2 separate regions of the Homo sapiens genome follow, and region 1 is linked to region 2. Evidence: read pairs that join two places in POLR2A ChIA-PET (ENCODE). Cell type or tissue: OCI-LY7. All regions are shown on one strand. Links, peaks and the distances in the headings refer to the core of each region. The heading gives the core; the rest is flanking DNA.

Region 1 (10,475 bases), core at 1,629-9,628, 120 kb before region 2:
TTCTGTGTGACGGGAATGTTCGGTATCTGTGCCGTCCAGCCTAGTGGTCGTTAGCCACATGTTAGCTGGGATTTAGATAAAACATGGAACACTGCCAAATTTGAATTCCATACAACAAATAATATAGTGTAATACATACCATGCAATATTTGGAACATAGTTATTCTAAAAAAAAATTTGTTGATTATTTAAAATTCGGATTTCACTGGGTGTCCTGTATTTTTATCTGCCAAGTATGGCAATTCTCTCTTTTGTAAAAATTATTTTAATTTTTTATTTTTTACAGAGACAGGGTCTACCTGTATTGCCCAGGCTGGTCTCGAACTCCTGAGCTCAAGGGTTCCTCTCACCTCGGCCTCCCAAAGTGCTGGGATTGCAGGCGTGAGCCACTGCGCCCAGCCAAGTCTGGCACTTCTCTATTAAGCACCTGGAATGTGGCTGGTGCAATTGAGGAAGCTAAGTTTTTATTTTGCTTAATTTTAATTAATTTCTGTTTAAATAGTCACATGAGCCTAGGGGCTACTGTATTAGACAGTTGCCCCCGCAAGACACTCACATCTTCCTAGCTGAAGCCCCAGATGTTATGTAACAGAGACGAGTCATTCCCACTAAGGCCTGTCCAGACTCTAGCCTCCCAGAAGCCCAAGCACAATAAAATGGTGGTGGTTTTATTGTGGTTGTTTCCTGCATGAAATGTGGGGTGGTTTGTGATCTGCAAGTGTAGCTGAGCTCCCCTGACCTCTGTGAACTTCCCTCCTGTGCCATCCCTCTCCTTCATCCCCATCCAGCCACACCTGTTCCAGGACACCCCAGGCTCTCCTGCGCAGGCCCTCTGTTCCAGTTGTCCCTGTGCTTGGGATGTTCCCACCCAACCCTCCCCACCCCCCACCAAAGATTCTGATATCAATAGTACAGGGTACAGCCTAAGTATTGGAGGTTTAACATGTCTTCACCTGGTGGTCCTGATGTACAGCTAGGGTTGAGAACCAACCACTTGTTTAGTTCAGTCACAGTTACATCCTGTGAGCCGGGGCTGTTTTACAGATGAGGAGAATGAGACTCCAGGAGATTCAGCCAGGCCCCAGAGTCAGAGGGTGAGAAATGGTGCATCCCGGTAAAATGTTGGGTCCTCCCCCTACTGTGCAAGGACAGGTTTGACCTGAAGGCAGAAGCCTGGGCTGAGGCCCCTGAACTTTGGAGGGGCCCTCAATCCCCCAGGAGGTAGCCGGCGACCTCCCCTGGCCTTCCTCCCCCATGGCTGGGCCTCTTTCCTTAGCTAATCAGGCTGATGAAAGGCCCTGCTGCCTGCCCACTCCCTCTCTGTAATTTGCTCGTCCTTCTCTCTAATTTTATAGCCTCCTCAGCAGTTTCCCAAAGATCGGGGGCTCAGTTTCCACTGGACCCCCCTCCCTGGCTTAATGAAAGGGGCTGCTTTGCAGCCACTGACTAGCTAAGGGTGGGGATCATTCTTAAAGCCCTAGGGGATGGGAAGATGTGTTGGCAAATGTTTTAGAGCAGGGGCCAACAACCCCTTTTGTCCGCCAAGTGCTATCCTAAGTCCCTTTTTAGCCACTTCTTGAGAAAGGCCCTTACAAGAAGAAGCGGGCGGGAGGCGGCGAGGCCGACTGCTGGGTGTGGAATGTCCGGCTCTGGGTGGTAGCCTCCTTGTATTATTGCCTTATGTTGCGGTTTAACTGCTCTTGCTCATTTTCCTCGGGGTCTTATTTCCCCGGCTGGATTGCAGCTCCCTTAGGGTAAAGACTCTGTGATGTGTTTGAATCACCCAGGCCTCCCAGGGTTCTGCCTCTGTCTCACTCCCTGGCACCGGTGACCATGGCCAAGCTCCTGAAGCTCATCCCTTTCCACGTTGGTAAAATGGGAGGGGGGTTACTCTGAGCACAAAAGGAGAGTCCAGTTAGTGAAGGGGCTGCCACCCCTGCCTGCCCCGGAGAGGTGTTTGGAATACCGGTCCTATCTCAGGGGAGAGTCGTAGTTGCCACTAGGAGGAGGGGCTGTGAGCGCTGAGGTAGGCCATGCACAGCCTCAGTGAATGCTTAATGAACATGACCTTGGTGTTCTCTTATGGGCCCCTGCCCATCTCCTGGCTGCAGCTATGCACACAGTAGACTTTCAGTCTATGCTGTCTGTGCCTTTGCATGCAGAGCCATTGGTCTGGGGACTAATTCTAGGGGTTTCATTTCTGTAAAAGAGCTCCTGTCTTTGGGCTTCCATGGTGTAGCCAGGCTGGGCTAGCAGCTCTCCTGCGGCAGTGCAGAGCCTGCTCTCCTGGCTCTGGCTGGGGCTGGCCCTTTGCTCAAGTGCCTCTGGGGGCAAAGTCGTTAGCCAGGTGGGCTTGGAAAATTCAATACCCAGCCTGAAGATGGAGGGTCCTCCCCTTCTCATGGGTCTCCTCTGCTGAAATGCCTCCCTAGAGTCACCCTTTGCTCTCCATCCCCTCCCCTGGGATCAGCAGTGCTGTTCTCAGTTTTCCTCAGGGCCCTGGACCCCCAAAGTCACCTGCAGTTCCTTCCTGCACACCCAGTGGCATCCTACATCAGGACCTGCCTGCCTCTCTTCTCAAGGGCACCCCTGATGGCAGGGGCACACTCCACCAAGCTGGGAATGCCCAGAGTTAGCACACACTCCTACTGGGGCTTCCTGGGGCCATCCCCCCACAAAATGCTTCTGCTTGAATCTTCCTTTTGGGTCAGCTCTTGGGGAAAGCTGGGCTAAGGCAACATTACCAAGCAGTCACACGTGAATTCCAGGGACTCTTGCTCTGTGGTTTTCATCCCAAGTTGCAGAGGATTTCCCCTGAGTGCCCAGGAGGGCAGGAGGGCTTCTGACCAGGGCAGGAGGTGCCATGGGAGATGGCTGGGTGAGGCCAGCCAGAGGCTGCGGGGGACCCTCCCCCTCACCCCTCTTCCTCAGCCTTCCTGACGCTCTGAGAGTTGAGGGGACCCCTGGCCAAGGTCTAACAGCCCCTGATGTTTTCTTTCCTTTGGTAGCTTTGCATGAAATGATGAAAGTCTATTTAATGAGGTGCTGGGATTGTCAGAGGCTTCTCACTGTTGAGAAGTTTTTTTTGTCTCCCTGTTAGGGACTGTTCAGGTCTCAATGCAAGTTAGGAGAAGAAAAGGCTCAGACCAGGGATCCCTGATGCCTGGCCCAGCTCTTGGTGGTGGGAGGAGGTGCCTCTGTCCAATGGCCTGAGGGAGCACCAGGCAAGATGTGCCACAAGATACCTGTGTCCCTACACCTGCACTAGTCTCTCCGCCTCAGTTATCTCACCTGAGAAACAGGGCTGGAGAGTGGGGTCTGCAGACCCCATTAGTGGGTTGCAGGAAAGGAGGAAGTCCCTTTACACTCTAGAGGGTTATTCAAGTGCAGTGACCACTGTCATTCAGGGATTGAGGGCCCAGAGCCAGGCGGGCAGCTGGGAGGTGCCCAGAATACGTCTTCTTAGTGAGAGCGCTGTGGCCAGCTGGATGGGAGCCCCTAAGGCAAAAGATGAACTTGTTTATTCCACAAATATCTGAACCCCTACCAGGTGCTGGGCGCTAATAGTGGTAGACAAAATAGAGAATCTCCTTGCCCCCATGACACTCATATTCCATGGTGTGTGTGTTGGGGGAAGAGAGACAATAAACAAATAAGCAAGTAAATACATAAAGAAGCGAGGTGGTAAGTGCTATGGCAAGATATATACGAAGGAGAGTGATGGGAGAGGGGCTTTTTATATGGACTGGCCAGGGGAGACCTCACTGAGCAGAGACCTGAAGGCAGTGAGAGAGAAAAGGCCCATGGAGTTTGCAGGGAGTGGGGTTTCAGGCAGAGCAAAGAGCAAGGGCAAAGGTCATAAGTTAGGGGCATGTTTAGTGTGTTTGTCAGCTGTTGTTAGCTACATAACAAACTACCCCCAAACTGTTTATTTTATTTATTTATTTATTTTTGAGAAGGAGTCTTGCTCTGTCGCCCAGGCTGGAGTGCAGTGGCATGATCTCGGCTAGCTGCAAGCTCTGCCTCCCGGGTTCACACCATTCCCGCCTCAGCCTCCTGAGTAGCTGGGACTACAGGTGCCCACTACCACACCCGGCTAATTTTTTTTTTTGTATTTTTAATTTTAGTAGAGATGGGGTTTCACCATTCACAGGATGGTCTTGATCTCCTGACCTCATGATCCACCCACCTTGGCCTCCCAGAGTGCTGGGATTACAGGTGTGAGCCACTGCACCCAGCCCAAACTATTTATTTCTAATGGCTGTGCTCAGCTGGGCAGTTCTTCTGGTAGCTGGGCTCACTCAGTTGTCAGAGGTCAACTTCCAGGTCTGCTGGGGCCAGCTGGCTGGCTCAGAATGGGGTCAACTGAGATAGCTTGTCTTAGTTCTGTGTGGGCTCTCATCCTCCAGTGGGCTAGCCCAGGCTGTTCTCATGGCAGCTGGGCGGGGTTCCAAGAGAGTGAGTAGAAGCTGCAAGGCCCTTGAGGTCCACTTGGAACAAGCACACCATCCCTTCTCCTGCATTTCACTAACCAAAACAACTTACAAGGGCAGCCTAGATTCAGGGGGAGGGAAAACAAACTCTATCTTTTGATGGGAGAAGTGGCAAAGATTACAGCCACTTTTGCCATTTACTATATAATCCCCCATTTTGGGGGGGTGAGAAACCAGGCCTCAGAGAGGCAAAGGCACAAGCCACTTGCCCAAGACCACACACTGCTGAGATTCACATCCATGCCTATGGGTTTACCTTCATGATTTGTGCCTTTTCCAGTATTGACTGTCTTTTGTTTATCCATTAAGTTTCTTAAATTGATTTTTTAATTTCCCCAAAATTACATGTTAAGGTAGAAAATACAGAAAAGCAAATAAATCACTGCAATGGCAAGACCCAGAGGTGATGTGCCAAAGCAACCCTTCAGGCTTGTTTCCCACACGCACATGTGACTCCATACCCCAGCTACACACACACACACACACACACACACACACTCAAATACTTTCTCAGGTGGTGTCTTTATCTCATGTGAAAATAAAGAAAAAGTGGCCACAGGCTTGGTGCCATGTCTCACACCTGTAGTCACAGCATTTTGGGAGGCTGAGGCAGGAGGATAGCTTGAGGCCAGGAGTTCAAGCTCAGCCTGGGCAGCATGGAGAGACTCCATCTCAAAAAAAAAAAAAAAAAAAAGAACAGCGGCCACAGGGAGATTTCATCTCTAGGAGGGTCAGATAATTTGGAGATATTTATGTTTTTAAAATCACGCAGCCTGGGCAACATAGGGAGACCCTGTCTCTACCAAAAAATAAAAAAATTAGCTGGGCATGGTGGTGTGTGCCTGTGGTCCCAGCTACTTGGGAGGCTGAGGTGGGAGGATCATCTGAGCCCAGAAAATCAAGGCTGCAGTGAGCTAGTGATTGCACCATTGCACTCCAGCCTGGGTGACAGAGCAAGACCCTGCCTCAAATAAAATAAAATAACAAATAATCAGAACGGGCCTGTGGAATAGTGACTAAATGCCAGTAGCATTTTGGGGTCCAGGTTTAGATGAGTCTTCAACACCAGAGTGACTTTTTGGATGGCGGGTGATGAGGACTGGGCAGGTGGTGGCCCAGGCGTGGGGAGGTGTCCACGGCAGGTGTTCTTGGCTGGGCAGGCAGCCAGCAGGGCCGGGGTCTGGAATCCACGACATGAAGACTGCACATATGAGAAGGTGGGGGGGACCAGGGATACCCCGAGGGCAGGGGAGTGGGGTTTGGGGTGGTTGGTGGGGAACGTGACAGCAGCCAGCCAGCCTTTCAGGACCACCAAGGGAACAAAGGAAGAGGCAGAGCCAGGTGTGTGGGGTAGGAGAAACAGATTTAACTGGCTTCTGAGGAACCTTCTGGTCATCAGAGCAGCCATTGTGGGAGGTCAGGAGGGCAGGTGGGCTGGAGTGGATGGTGCTGGTTTCCGCCTGCCCAGCCTCCTGCCCTTGGTAGAATCCCGGTTTTCCTGTGGGGCACCTCCCCACTTCCAGTCTTGCCCTTTCTGGTAGGCTGCCCCCACCCCGCATGCAGCTGTGGCCAGAGCACTGGGGTCTAGCCTAGGGGAGCCTCATCTCCTTGCATCCAGCCACAGATACTGGCTCACACACTGGCACCTGACCCCTGGCAGTCCAAGGACAGGGAGCCCCGGGACTGTGGCCGGGCTGATAGTTGGGGATGCACTCCCATTCTGTTGGAGCTGCAGGGCAAGCTGGGGTTAGTGGGGACTGCAGGGGGCCATAGAAGGGAAGGCAGGACTGAGATGATGGGAGAGATTCCTGATGGCATGGCTCAAGCACCTGCATCCCGGCCGTATCCACTACACGCCAGGCACCATGCTGGTGGGGACATTCAAGGGTCGGTGGTTATTTGCATTCCAGTGTGCCCAGTGCCAGGGGAGCAGGAAGCCCAGGGGCCGCGGAGCCCAGGGGACAGGCAGGGGCATCTCCCTGGGCTGGAGGTGAGGGGTCAGAGAAGCCTTCTGGCGGGAAGTGATTTGAGCTCCCATAGCCCAGGGGGTCGTCTGGACCATTAGGCTGTTTCCAGCCAAGGGACAGAGCAGGTGTGGCCACTTCACTCTGCCCTGGACCCTCCTCCCTCGCTGCCCCTCACTCCCTGTGCTGCCAAAGAGTGCTGCTCCCTCTCTGAGACTTCGCTTCCTCTTCTGTTACTTGGCTCTAATGAGCCCTCTGCCTAAAATCACTAGGGAAGGTGGTGAAAATGCACATTCCTGAGCTTCGACCTGCAGTGTCCTGGAGGGGTAGGTGTGGGCTCAGGAATGTGCCTCTTACCCAGCGCCCAGGGGCCTCTATTGAGAGCCCTGCACCCACACTTTGAGAAGCTCACTGAAGAACGCCAGCAGGCCCTTTGGTTTGGGGGATCCACTGAACGCGCTGTTGAAGTGGGACAGGTGTTTGGCCAGGGCCTTCCAGCCGTGGCACCGTCAGAGGCTACGGGTGGCCCCTCTGGGACACACCTTTGGCAAACACCAGCAACTGATCCCGTGGATAGGCTCCTCATCCTGACAGCCTGAGTCCAAGCCCTCAAGGTGCCGAAGCACCTGCCGAGACGGGGGAAGGACCTCCGTAGAGGCAGCCTCGCCAAGGGCCCCTGGGGAGGGTGGCTCGGGGCTGAGGCTTCCTCGCAGTCATCCCAGGAGACCCTATCTAGGCCATGTTCCTTCTGGGGCCTCGGCCACCTGGCCTTCCTGCCGCTCCGCACCTTTGTCAATATTTATTTCTTCTCTGGACTCGAACAGCCTGGTATTTGTTTAAAGGGCAGGAGCAGACGTGGCTGTTCCTGCCTCCTTGCCTTGCGCCCTGCTTCCTGGCACCTCCCCAGGGTGCCTCTTGCCTGCAGGTGGGCTCACCAGGCAGGCCCACCTCTGTCCCTGGCCCTCCCACTGGGGCCAAAGGCCTCACAAGAGCTTTCTCACTTCACCATTGACTCCAATTTCCCTCGAGACACCTTGACCTGGGCCTCTGGCCCAACGCACATCATATGTGGCCTACAGGCCTAGAACTGAGATGCTCAGAGCATTAGCAATGTTCCGAAAATACTCCTGGCTTCTGATCCAATAGAACAAGCCACAAAGAGGTTGTGGCAAAAGGTCATGTGGTTTGAAACAGATTTGCACATCATTTTCGGAGAAATCAGAGCCTGTCCTGGGCTGAGGCTAGGGCGTGGACCTGGGAGACCTGCACTGGGAATGCGGAGCTGCTAATACTCCTGATAAATGTGTGACTGGCCCTCGGACAGGTCACTGGACATTTTTTCTGCCAAACAGATTCAGATGTGATTTGTCATTTTTGCCTCCTCCCAGCCTCGGGGGCATGCTTCGGACAGAGGAGGCTTCAGCCTTTACCTCCCCACTCCCACATGCCAAAATATTTTGAGATCTGTTGCCTCAGTTTTGAGTACTGCTCACATCAACACAATGTGGGGATTGTTCCTTTTCTAATAAAGATACTGCTGAAAAACTGGACATTTGATGCTTTTTTAAAAAACCTTTATATTTTGACCCACTTTTAGAAAACTAGTAGTAAAAGTAGCAGAAAATTTGCAAGCCTGGTACAGGCAACTTCTCTATGTCCCTCCAGCAGTTGACCCCAATCTTGCAAAACCATAGCACAATTTGCAAAGCCATAGCACAGTAATCAGAACCAGGAAATTAACCTCAGTACAGCAGCCTTAATCAAACCAAAGATCCCGTGTGAACTTCACTGGTTTTCCCATTAACGTCTTTTTCTTGCTCCAGAATCCCATCCAGGATCCCGCATTTGCATATAGTTGTTTTTTTCTCTCTAGTCTTCTAGACTCTATAATAGTTCCTTGGTCATTCCTTGTCTTTCAGGACCTAGATACCCATGAAGAGTATTGATCAGTTACTTTGCAGAAGTCTCTTAGTTCAGGCCTGTCTGAACTTGGGCTCAGGTTGTGCATCCCAGGCAAGGGCGCCAGAGGCCTGGGGCTGCATCCTGCTCACTGCACGTGTCACGGGGGCATGGCGTTGATGGCTTACGTCTGTGATGATGGCCCTGATCACCTGGTCAAGTGGTCTCTGATGGGCTTTTCCTTGGTAATGTTTTTTCTGTCCCCAAACCCCACCCTTGTCAACAAACCTCCTGGAAGAGATACTTAAGGCTTTGCAAACCCCTTTTTTCCTCAAACCTTCCACCTATTCTGTTGTCTATTAGCAGCTCTTGTCTGCAACAATCACCACTGTGGTGTTGACCTAATGCTGATTTCTCCTTTGCTCCTTCCTTCCGCATGGATTGACTGGATTTTCATTGCAAGGAAGAGCTGTCACTTCCCTATTGACTTATTTAATCAAATACTTATATCAGTGTGGACTTGTGGACATTTATTTAACTCTATGGGTTATTGTCCTAAACTATCATTATTTTTCTTATTGTTTAAATTCTTCCAACCTTGACCATTTGGAGCTCCTTCAGGGCTCCTGTGTTCTTTCAACAAACCACCATCTTCTTCTAGTTCCACACGATGTTCCAGGATTTGCTGCTGGTTTTGCTCAGTTAATTGTTACATATTCTCTTTGGGTTCTGCATAGATTGTGAGCTATGAGAACCACAGATCACATCTTCTGCTTGATATCAACTACGGGCTAGATTATGCTCAAAACTTATTTCTGAGTCGTTGGCAGAGCCAGTTCTTTGGAACTTGGAGATTGGCAGTTGTGATTGTTGTGTTGGGAGCAGTTAAAACCAGGCGGAGCCCAGTAGGCTCCAACTCTGCTGTCTTTTACGGCTTATGTTCATTCTACCTTAAAGTCTCCATGTGACCACCTAGAGTTCAAAAGCCCCAGAATACCCAACTCAGACTAACCTGTGGCTCCCTTTGCCTGGCACACAGAATAGTGCCACGGTTTCATGCTGATAACCTCGACCTTTGTCTGAGAGCTGTACCTGATCTTACCAACAACACTGTGAGAAAGTTGGAAAGTTTCTTAATTTGGGTTCCCCCAGAAGCTGACTCTGTTGCATGGATTCTTGTGCAAGTGTTTTATATGGACAGTGATCTCAAGGGGCTGTAGGGAAGTGAAAGAGGGAGAGGAGGGCGACTGATTTGGGGTGTATTGTCAAGCACCTCATTGCTGTGGGTAGCTGGAGCTCAGTCTCATGGGGGGTCCCTGGGAGACAGTGTAGAACTCATACCTAAGAATGATCCTGCCCCTCAGGAGTTGGGGTGTTAGGCTATTTGGGGGGGTTGCTCCTGGGAGTGTGAATTCTCTAACACTTCTAAGCACACAGGCAAAGTTGTACACAGGGATGATCAGGGTCTGCAGGATACAGGTGCAGCCCCAATGTCACCCACTGCAGGCAGAGCCCATTTTACAGATGAATAAACTGAGGTTCAGGGAAGCTAAGTAATGTCTAGAAATGGTGCAGAGACCTGGTACTTGAACCTATGAATGTGGGTAAGGATTGGGTTAGATGGTTCTAAGTCTCCACCCAACTCTGAGATCTTCTCTCTTTGCACCCACTTCTCATGGCATGTTCCTTCACTGCTACCTGCTTGCCTGCCACGAGGCAGACCGGCCATTACAACCCACCACCCATGGTTTCTGGAAATGGCCTCCCAGACTTGGCAGGGTGAGTATTTGCACAAAGGCACACCTGAGCAAAATGAGTGATGGTTTGGCCTGATGTCTTGGTAGTTGCAAGTTCATTGCTTGAGTCGGACAGGATAAACCCCGTGTTGTTTTAGGAGGTTTGAGTTACATCGACCCCACCGATAAGCAGTGTTAAAAGATTAGGTGAATTGACGGAAGGAACTCCTGGCTTCTTCTTTGCTTAGACTGTTGGGCTGACAGATAATCTACTTATCTCCTCCGACAGCGCCAGAAGATAGACATTCCCAGTGCTGAGATATATGTTGTGCTGCGTCACAGTTTCTCACTGTTTCTCCTTTCCCTCCCTGACCTCCCAGATC
Region 2 (10,475 bases), core at 1,075-9,074:
GCTGCTGATTTGGGTCTACTCCAGGGCTTTACAAATATACATATCTCTAAGCATAGAACATATATTTTATTGTAGTAAAATACACATAACATAAAATTCACCATTTTAACCTTTTTGTTTTGTTTTGAGCCAGGGTCTCTCTCTGTCACCCAGGCTGGAGTGCAGTGGCACCATCACGGCTCACTGCAGCCTCCACCCGCCTCAGCCTCCTGAGTAGTCAGGACCACAGGTATGCATCACCACACCCAGCTAACTCTTGTATTTTTTTTTGTAGAGATGAAGTCTCATTATGTTGCCCAGGCTGGTCTCAAACTCCTGGGCTCAAGCAATCCACCTGCCTCAGCTTCCCGAAGTGGGATTACAGGTGTGAGCCACCGTGCCTGGCCCCACTTTAACCATTTTTAAGTGTGGAATTCAGTGGCATTAAGCACACTCATATGGTTGTGTAACCATCACCATTATCCATATCATCTTTCACAAAGATGAAATAAGAAGACTCATTCTCAGGCCCCTCGGGCCTCAGAGTGTCCTTCATGGGTAAAGCATCTTATAGAAGATGCCTCTACTACAGAGCTCACTATCCTGGTGGAGATGTGAAGATCAGGATGTTAGAAAAGGAGGCAGACAGGACTGAGGATGGTGGTGAATCCAAAGCAATACCCCCGGCTCCTCCTCCTGCAGGATCTGCCCTGTCTTGTCACCATGTCTTCTCCTTGCTGTCCACCCGTGTTCTTTTTTCCCCTCTAGACCAGAAGTTCTTAAAGCCTGGTCCCTGGACCAGCAACATCAGTACCTCCTGGGAGCTTGTTAGAAAAGCAGATTTTCTGTGCTCACCCCTACCCACTGAATCAGAAATGAGGGTGAGGTGTGGTGGCTGTTTCACAGCCCTCCCGGGATTCTGATCCATGCTAAAGAGTGGGAAGCACTGCTCCGGATCTGCAGAGAAATCCTGCTTTCAAAGAACTCACTAACGCCCCTACAAAACTACAATTTTTATGACTAGAAGCTCTGTGAATACCTTAAACAAGGAAGCTGACAGATTTAGTAAGATCGCGTAGGTCATGATCGCAAATGGGCTGCCCAAGGGCACGTCTTTCCCTTGGGTTTGTGCATTTGTCCTGCACACAATTAAAAACATTTAACTAGTTGCCAGTATTAAAGAAATAGAAACTTCCACGTAGAAATTCAGATTTTGGCATTATTTGAAATAATACTGTCTGGCAGTCCTGATATGTCTTGGCCTAGGTCCAAGCATGGGCCACCATGACTCGATGCAGGGACTGCCAGGCAGCCCAAGTCCCCCTACGCCCCAAGGCAAGTCCGCCTGGTGAGCCCACCCCCCCATTTTTATCTGCACTGACTGCTGTAGGGCTTTCGAGTTGTCAACCTCTGTATGTGAAGGGGGACCACAAACTGTAGCCCTCTGTGATTGTTAATGTTATATGTCAGCTTGGCTAGGCCACGGCATCCAAATATTTGGTCAAACACTAGTCTAGATGTTGTGAAGGTAATTTCTTTTAGGTGAGAGTAACAGTTATATCAGTGGACTTTGATGAAAGCAGATTGCCCTCCATAATGTGGGTGGGCCTCATCCAATCAGTTGAAGGCCTTCAAAGAAAAAAGACTGACTCCCTGCAGGAAGAGGGAGTTCTGCCAGCCTCCACGGTCACATAAGCCAATTCCTTAAAATAAGCCCCTCTCTCTCTCTCTCTCCTCCTCTCTCCACACATGCATACAAAACACACACACACACACACACACACACACACACACACACAAATGGTTCTATGTCTCTGTAGAATCCTGACGAACAACCCATGCTGTGAGTATTATTATTTGTTGGTGACCCTGGACCATTCAGGCACCAAGAGGTGCAGGAACTCTTCTTCCGTTTGCTGGCAGCTCTTAGGGATACACGCTCATTCAAACCATGCCCTCAGAGATGGAGGCTGCAAAGCTAATGAGTAGTATTATAATATTAATAACAAGAAATAAATAATCCATAAAAATAATTATGTTTATTTATTTATTTATTTATTTTTGAGATGGAGTTTTACTCTTGTTGCCCAGGCTGAAGTAAAATGGTGCAATCTCGGCTCACTGCAACCTCCGCCTCCCAGGTTCAAGTGATTCTCCTGCCTCAGACTCCCGAGTAGCTGGGATTATAGGCATGCGCCACCACGCCCGGCTAATTTTGTATTTTTAGTAGAGATGGGATTTCTCCATGTTGGTCAGGTTGGTCTCGAATTGCTGACCTCAGGTGATCCGCCTGCCTTGGCCTCCCAAAGTGCTGGGATTATAGCCATGAGCCACCGTGCCTGGCCAACAATGATGTTTATTAACAATAACACTATTAACATGTTGAGTGTTTATTCTATGCCAGACACCATGCTAAATGCTTTCTTTCTTTCTTTTTGAGATGGAATCTTGTTCTGTCGCCCAGGCTGGAGTGCAATGGCGCAATCTCGGCTCACTGCAAACTCCACCTCCCAGGTTCAAGCGATTCTCCTGCCTCAGCCTCCTGAGTAGCTAGGATTACAGGTGCCTGCCACCACGTCCAGCTATTTTTGTATTTTTAGTAGAGATGGGGTTTCACCATGTTGGCCAGGCTGGTCTCAAACTCCTGACCTTGGGTGATCCGCCTGCCTTGGCCTCCCAAAATGCTGGGATTACAGGCATGAACCACTGCACATGGCCAAGGCTTTTTTTAAATTAAATTAAATTTAATCCTTGGAGTAGCCTATGGCACAGGTACTATCATCACTAAACCTATTTTACTGATGGAACAGTCACAGAGAGGAAGTAACTTGGTCAAGGTCACCTAGCTCATGAGTGGCAACAAGATTTGAACCCAGAGCCAGACTTCAGGGCTCATGTTCATTAACCACTTAACCATGCTGCCATGCTAGAGTGTGTACTTCACCCTGAGTTTCCCAAATGACGGCGTGCAATAGAATCAATTCTCTGGGGGTAAAGAAATCTGAGAACTTGCATTGTGATTCAGGCAGTCCTTGGACTTCAGCTTGCCATGTGTAGCTGCACTAGTTGTGCACCATATAATTGTACTCAGTGGTACCAATGCAAATACTGTTGTAGGCAATGGAGAGAAAGATAGCTGATGTTCCTCACCTGTCCTGGAGGTGAGAGAGGTGCTGGTATAGTCACACAATGGAACACTTTACAGCAATAAAAAAGAACAAACAATACACGCAACATTATGGATGAATGAATCTAAAAAATTTATTGAGAAAGAAGGCACCAAACAGTATATATTATATTAGTCCATTTATAGTGGAGAAACCTGGTAGGTACCAAGTTAGCCACATGATCAGGTTAACATCATTAGTAACAAGACACATTAACGTAGTGAGCTCTTTGATATAAGGACATACACCATTTTAATGGTATTCTTGCCAAAAATGCATACTCTCACTCCAATCATGAGAAAACATTGAACAAACCCAAACTGAGGGATATTCTACAAAATTACTGACCAGTACTCCTCAAAAGTGTCAAAGTCATTAGAGACAAGAAAAGACTGAGGAACTGTCACAGACCACAGGAGACAAAGAAAAAATAACAATGAATGCAGTATGGGATCACGAATAAAATTCTGCAACAGAAAAAGGGCATTTTCAGAAAAATTGGTAAAATTTAAGTAAGGCCTGCTATTTAGTTAACTAACATTAACTTCAATTCACCGGTGATAATTTTCTTGTAATCATGCTGTGGTTATGTCAGATGCTAGGGGAAGCAGGCTGAAGAATATAAGGGAACTCTCTGTACTATTTTTTGCAGCATTTCTCTAAATCTAAAATTAAACTAATTTAAAATTAAAAGTTAAAAGCCAAAACAACACAATAAGCCAGGCAACGAGCTACCTGGCTCCATTTCCTCTGTGCTCAGTGGACCCTGGAAAGGAGGGAGCAGGGTCTGGGGCCAGGCAGGTAAACACAGGTAGGACTTGCTTCTCTGATCAGACCTAGCCCCTTTCCCAGACACCAAGCAACTCACCTGACTCTTCCAGCTCAAAGACAGTCCGTGCTGTCAGCCAGCTGCCTCCCACGGGCCACCAGTGCCACCACACTGAAGGAACCATGGAGCCACCTGGAAAAGTCAACCGAGAATTAGACATAACAATTTGGTTCTGCAAGGAGAGGAAACCCTTGGTCCTGGGATTCAGCCTTCAGGCTGTTATTAGCATTTATGGATGAAAGCTTCCTCTCAAGCATGGGTTGGTTGTGAATGCTTTTCCAGAGACATGGAAATGCAGCCAATGAGGACGTTTTTAAGTTCTCAGTTTTCCACCAGAGGACGGCTGCGCTCCCTGGTTTCAGGAGGGCACTGGGCTGGGGTGTGGATGTACCCAGGCGCTGTGGCCTCTTTGTGAGTTGCCTTCCTGGTATGCTGTAGGGATGAAGGGATGTGGGGGGGGTGCTCTGACTGAGCCCAGGGAGGGTGTCTGCCTCACCAAAAAGAGGAAGAAGGCAGAAAGAGGACCATGTCTCTGTGGTGAAGAGATGGGGTGATGGCAGCCTGCTCTCTCCTCCTGCACAGGGACTAGCGATGGACTTGATGCGCCTGCCTCTTCCCTCCCTGTGACACCCATTCCCCCATCCTCACCTGAGACCACAATGTGTTGTGTTTGGCACCCAAGCCTTCTGGTTTCCAGTGAGTTCTTGGTGCTCACCAGGCCTCCTGAGGGGCCTCCCTTGCTTGACACAGGGCAGAGGAGCAATGACTGGACCTGGGTCCCAAGGGCTGGGCATTCCCCTGGGCCGGGTACCCCTGTCGGCTGGGCACCCCTGTCAGCTCAGCACCCCCCTGGGCTTGGCACCACTGTGGGCTGAGCCTCTGCTAGGAGTCCAGGCCCCTCTTAGGTGAGAGCTTGAAACTGACCTCACAGGGGAGAATTTTGTGCGCCTTTCTTGTTCCTTTCAACCCTCCAGGACTATTATTTGGAAGAAGTATAGGCAGATTCCACTACATGGTTACCAGTCTGAGTGTCTGGAAGAGCATATTTGAAACTTGGGGATCCTCTTGAGTCTTCAGGATCCCTGGATAAGCGGCTCCAAACTCCACAGAGAAGCAGCTGGTCTCCTTCACTGAGAAATCCCTCAGATCCTCTTCTCTGTGGATTTCAAAAGACAGGCCATCTCCTCCCATTTCAATACACATTTCTCACTTGATTCTAGAACTTTCTTGTGCACTTCAGTCTTAGCTTCTCCCAGAACCCAACCTAAGGTTAATTGGAGCTTTAGTGGTCAGTGGGGTTTTCCCAGAAGCAGCCCTACAACAAGAATGTTGAAGATAAACATTTGATTTGGGAGGTGATCCCGGGAAGTAATGGTATAAAGACCAGGACTGATCATGTGACCACCGTGGGCGACTAAGGCTCCAGTGCTGCAGACTCTGGGGCAATGCCTGAGTTATTCCTCTAAGGGGTGAGGGGGTAGCCACATGTGTTATCATCCACTGTTGCACACAATTTGGATACCCCTGGACGGCCACATCTGCATGTGGGTGAGGTGAGCTCAGGAGAAGAGACACAGGTGCTGGCAGCCAAAGTGAGTTCATGCTCCCTGATGTGGCATGGCCTGAGGGCATGGGTAGGCACTGCCAGCAGCTTCTACACCTTCTGGGGGAGGAACACAGCCTATCTAAGGCTGGAATAGATTGTTCAAACTGTTCCATGTGGCAGGAGCCAGGGCTGCAATAGAAAAGAAGATTCCAAAAGGCTCTCTAGAGAAGGCTGGGCAAACAGAGCTGGATGCGAAGTGAGAGAAGGTTTATTATAACTCAGCACAAGCCCATCCCATCCACATTCCAGGCAAATCCACCCCATAGAGACAGGTTGTCCTGCCATGCGGCCGAGCCACAGCAGGCCTCTGGGCGCCAAGAGCCTGGGCTGGAGCATAGAGGATGTGGAGCCCCACTCTGTAGGTTCTGGGACTCCTGAGTTTGTTTCGGCCCCCACAGAGCTGTCCTGGCTATGGTTCCCAGAGAGCCTCACTGCATAAGGCTGCCCTTTTTCTTTTCTTCCTGTGAATAGCACCAAGCCATTTTGAAACAAGAATTCCTTAAAATAGTTTTTGTTTAAAGAAACAAGAAGCACCATCTCTTTATCGACTGTATGTTAACAGCAGTCAGCCAGTGAGCAGAAGCTTCTTTCAGCTTCAGGGCCTGAGGCTTGCAGGGGGACCCCCAGACCTCACCCACCCAGGGAGCTGCTTTCTCATAGGCACATCCCACAAATACTCCAGACACTAGATGACATTTTTATAGGTTTCTGTTTCCCTATATAGTGAAGTTGTTATTGCAGAAATGAGAGGACACTTTTGCAAATGACCAGAAGTCTGCACTTTCTAGGGGTGTCTTCTGGAGCTGCACTGAGCCACCGAGCAGCGCTGTCTGATAGAACCTTCTGCACTGATGGCAATGTTCTTGCACCACGAGTGGTCGCTGAGCACGCAACATGTGGGTACTGTGACCGATAAATTAAATGTTTAATTTCATTTAAATCAAATTAATTTAAATCTTTACACATAGCCACATATGGCTACTGACCTGGGCAGTGCAGCTTATGAGCAAAGGACACCCTGAACTTGGGCTGCCTCCGGTTGGGGCTGAGTTTGGGACGTAAGTATATGCACAGTTACATGGGTGCCCCTGGTGTGTGTCACACACGGCTGGAGTCCAGAAAGAAAGCAGCAATGGTTTCTTCTCCAGCTGAAGTCTTTTCTAGGATTGAGTCCAAGTTGCAGAGGTTTATGCCCTGCCCTTGGCCTGGGGTGATGACCTTGACCCTGGTCATCAGAGCAGCCAGGAAGAGCTCAGATTTAATGTCTGCTAGTGTCAAGAGCTTTCATGCAAGCAGTCTTCTTCGCCTCTGGGACACTCGGCTTGGGGGTTGTGTGTTTACCCACCCCCCACCCCCCAACCTTATCTTGGGGAGGAAATTGAGGCTCAGAAAATGTCAGTGCTCTGCCTGAGCTTCTCAGTGAAAAAGTGGTCAAGTCAGGATTCGAACCCAGGTCCACTGAGGCCCATGATACCCAGCACTCAGAGTTGTGCTTTTTCCTTGGCAGTAAGTGCTGCTGCCGTGAACTTTCTCCCACACTTTTTCTTGCAGTTCCTGAGCAACCGGACATACACTGGGCTCTGGTTGCTGGGACACCAGAGTTGAGAGGTCAGCATAGGAGGCTCCACTCACTTCGGTCCTGTGACAATGGACTCATGACCATTCATGACATCTCCAGCCTTGATGCCCCACCCCCACTACTGCCCATGAGTCTTATGTTAAAAATAACAATGAACGACAAGAACTGGGGCTCTGCAGTCAGAAGGACAACATATGTTTTCCATTTTCTTCTTTCTCTTCCCTGCTTCTCTAAAAGTGGATTAAATATGAAAAAGCACTTCCCGAACGCTTGGGAGACACTGGGAAGGATTGTCCAATGGAGAAATTATTCTCCAGAGAATTTCTTAAAAGCCACTTGTTTTTAAGAAAACACATAAAACTCTTAATTATAAAATTCACACATATTCGTTAAAGAAAACTTGGAAAACACAGATGAATATAAAGAAAGAAAAATGCATTGACATTCTACTCAAAGAATCTTCACTAAACGTTTGCTATAGTCCTTTTCAATTTTTTTTTCCTATGCACAAAAAATGTATATTTTTGTTTGCCTGCTGTAGTTATAACTATATATTTTAGGGTGATTGTATGATTGTGGTGGGAAGATTCAAACCCTCCCTGGGGTCAAAGGAATGATTTGAGATCCCTACTTTTCAAACCTTCTGGGTATAAAGGACCTGTTTTTTTTTAAATTTCCAACCCATCACTGACCACATATGAAGCAGCACGCTATGTGTCACTGACCTTGTGGGTTCACTGTCGCCCCACCTGGGTCATGTTGAGTCCAGCAGACACTTGATTGGGTGCCAGAGCAATGTCAGATTGCTCTAAAAGTTTCTAAGCAATCACTCTGCTTCCACACTGATTTCTTTATGGCAGAACTGGCCTGACCATGATCACCAAACTACAGCCCTTGGGCCAAATCCTGCCTACCACTAGGTGTGAGCTAAGGATGGTTTTTATATTTTAAATGGTTGGGGGAAAAAATCAGAACAATGTTTCATGACATGAAAATTCCAAGAAATTCAAATTTAAAAAATTCAAATTTCAAAAATCAATGAAATTCAATTTTGAAAAGTCTCTTCGAGATAGAGCCATGCTCATTCCTTTGCACATATGTGGCTGCTTTCTCAGTACAACGACAGAATCAAGTCGCCGAGACAGGGACCGACCATCCTGGCCTAAAATGCCTGAAATATTTACCATCTGGCTCTTTACAGAAAAGTTTTGCTGACCCTGATCCAGTTCAATGGTTCCCACATTTGCTGCTTTTTATAATCATTGGAAACTTAAAAAAACAGTACAGCTCGCCAGTCCCCTCCCCGCCCCAGGTGACTGTGACGTCAGCAGTTCTGGGACGCAGCAGCCAGGTGTGCCCTCAAGCGGCTTTCCCAGGACGGGGCCCGCGGCTCTGTTCAGAGTCTCCTTTGGGACAAAACCCCTTGTGTCCCGAGCTGCTCCAAATGTGGTCCCCGCCACAACATTCCCCGTGGGTCCAGCCCTTTCCGGGCACCCTGTAGCTGGGGTTCACTTCCTCCTCAGCCCTCTGCACCATGACCTCGGCCTCCTTCTTCCTCGCAGCCTGCAGCAGGCCCCCTGGGCTTTCCCGATGTCACCCCAGCCAGGGCCTCCTCGGGCTCTCCCCAGCAGAGGGTTTCTAGAATTCTTGGCCTGCCCCCCCGGGGCGGCTGGGAGGAGCAGCCTGGCCCCACGTCCTGAGGGCCCGGCCACAGGGCTCGCCTCGTCTGGGCCCCACGCAGCTCCCACCCTCTGGTTTATGCTTCTGGCACCAGCACTGGAGTCCTGAGCCAAATGCACACATGGCCTGAGCAGTTCTGTGGGGGAGTGGAGAGGAGTGAGCTGGAAGGGAGAGAGCTGATAAAGCCGCGTCTCTGCCTGTGCGGATTCCTTGTCTTTCCTGAATTCCTTCCTCACTCCTCCATTTTTATATTTCTCATTCCTTTCCTCCTCGCTCCGTTCCCTCTTCCTTCTTTCTCCTCCTTACCCTGCTACTTCTCTCTCTGGCATTGTTACCCCTCCTGCCTTGAGTTTTTGAGTCAGATCTGCTACTTCTAGGACAACCCCCTCTTCCTGAATGGGATGTGGGACACAGCGGCTCAGGCTTCGGGGCTGGAAATGTGCTCACTTTATTCAGGGAAAATGTGTTCCGGTCCTGTCCTCAGAGAGCTCACAGTTTATGAGAGAGCCAGACAAGCCGCAGGCAATTTTATGTGTACATATGTGCTATTTGTTTGTTTGTTTGAGACAGGGTCTTGCTCTGTCGCTCAGGCTGGAGTGCAGTGGCAATCTTAGCTCACTGCGGCCTCAACTTCCTGGGCTCAAGCAGTCCTCCTGCTTCAGCCTCTCAAGTAGCTGGGACAACAGGCACCCCTCACCACACCCAGCTAATTTAAAATTTTTTTGTTGTTGAGATGGGGTCTCGCTATGTTGCCCAGGCAGGTTTAGAACTCCTGGCCTCGAGTAGTCTCCCTGCTTCGGCCTCCCATGGTGCTAGGATTACAGGTGTGAGCCACTGCACCTGGCCATGTGTTGTTTTTAAAATTTTTCTTTAATTGAAAAACAATAATTGTATATATTTATGAGTTATGATGTGATGTTTTGATATGTGTATACATTGTGGAATGATTATATCAAGCTAATTAACATATCTATCACCTCACATATTTACCATTTTTTTTGTAGTGAAAACATTTAAAATCTATTATTTTAGCAATTTTGAAATACACAATGCTTTATTATTAACTGTGGTCATCATGCTGTGCAATAGCTCTTAAAAACTTATTCCTGGCCGGGCACGGTGGCTCACGCCTGTAATCCCAGCACTTTGGGAGGCCGCGGCGGGTGGATCACAAGGTCAGGAGATCGAGACCATCCTGGCTAACACGGTGAAACCCCGTCTCTACTAAAAATACAAAAAATTAGCCAGGCATGGTGGCGGGCGCTTGTAGTCCCAGCTACTCAGGAGCCTGAGGCCGGAGAATGCGTGAGCCCCGGAGGCGGAGCTTGCCGTAAGCCGAGATCGCACCACTGCCCTCCAGCCTGGGCCACAGAGCAAGACTCTGCCTCAAAAAAAAAAAAAAAAAAAAAAAAAAAAACTTATTCCTTCAGTCTAACTAGAAATTCATATTATTTGGTCAACGCCCTCCCCGCTTGCCCCCAGCTCCTGGTAACCACCATTCCATGCTCTATTATTATAAATTCAACCTTTTTAGATCCTCAGATGAGTGAAATCTTGTGCTATATGTCTCCCTGTGCCTGGCTTATTTCACTAAGCACAGTGTCTTCCAGGTTCACCCGTGTTGTCACAAATGAC

What was found. ChIA-PET counts read pairs that join two places held together with the same protein. Peaks named below come from ENCODE experiments on the same cell type or tissue, not always from the same donor. Only the 100,000 strongest peaks of a DNase experiment are listed, where the experiment ranks them.
Region 1: POLR2A ChIA-PET joins it to region 2 with 15 read pairs; 2 of 35 experiments call an interaction of 5 or more read pairs at or near these places.

What each region holds. Positions count from the first base shown.
Region 1 is chr20:17,925,540-17,936,014 of GRCh38, reverse strand. No RefSeq gene overlaps it. Among named protein-coding and RNA genes, the nearest start is that of SNORD17, 32 kb to the left of the region's middle. RefSeq lists a silencer at 4,293-4,493 and an enhancer at 6,232-6,758. In OCI-LY7, for the core only: no CTCF peak of the experiment used is centred there; no DNase peak of the experiment used is centred there.
Region 2 is chr20:17,805,309-17,815,783 of GRCh38, reverse strand. It overlaps LOC107985440 (a long non-coding RNA gene), which reads left to right. Exons shown (of 3, transcript XR_001754511.2): 3 at 1-2,009. Among named protein-coding and RNA genes, the nearest start is that of BANF2, 110 kb to the right of the region's middle. In OCI-LY7, for the core only: no CTCF peak of the experiment used is centred there; a DNase peak (open chromatin) is centred at 4,473.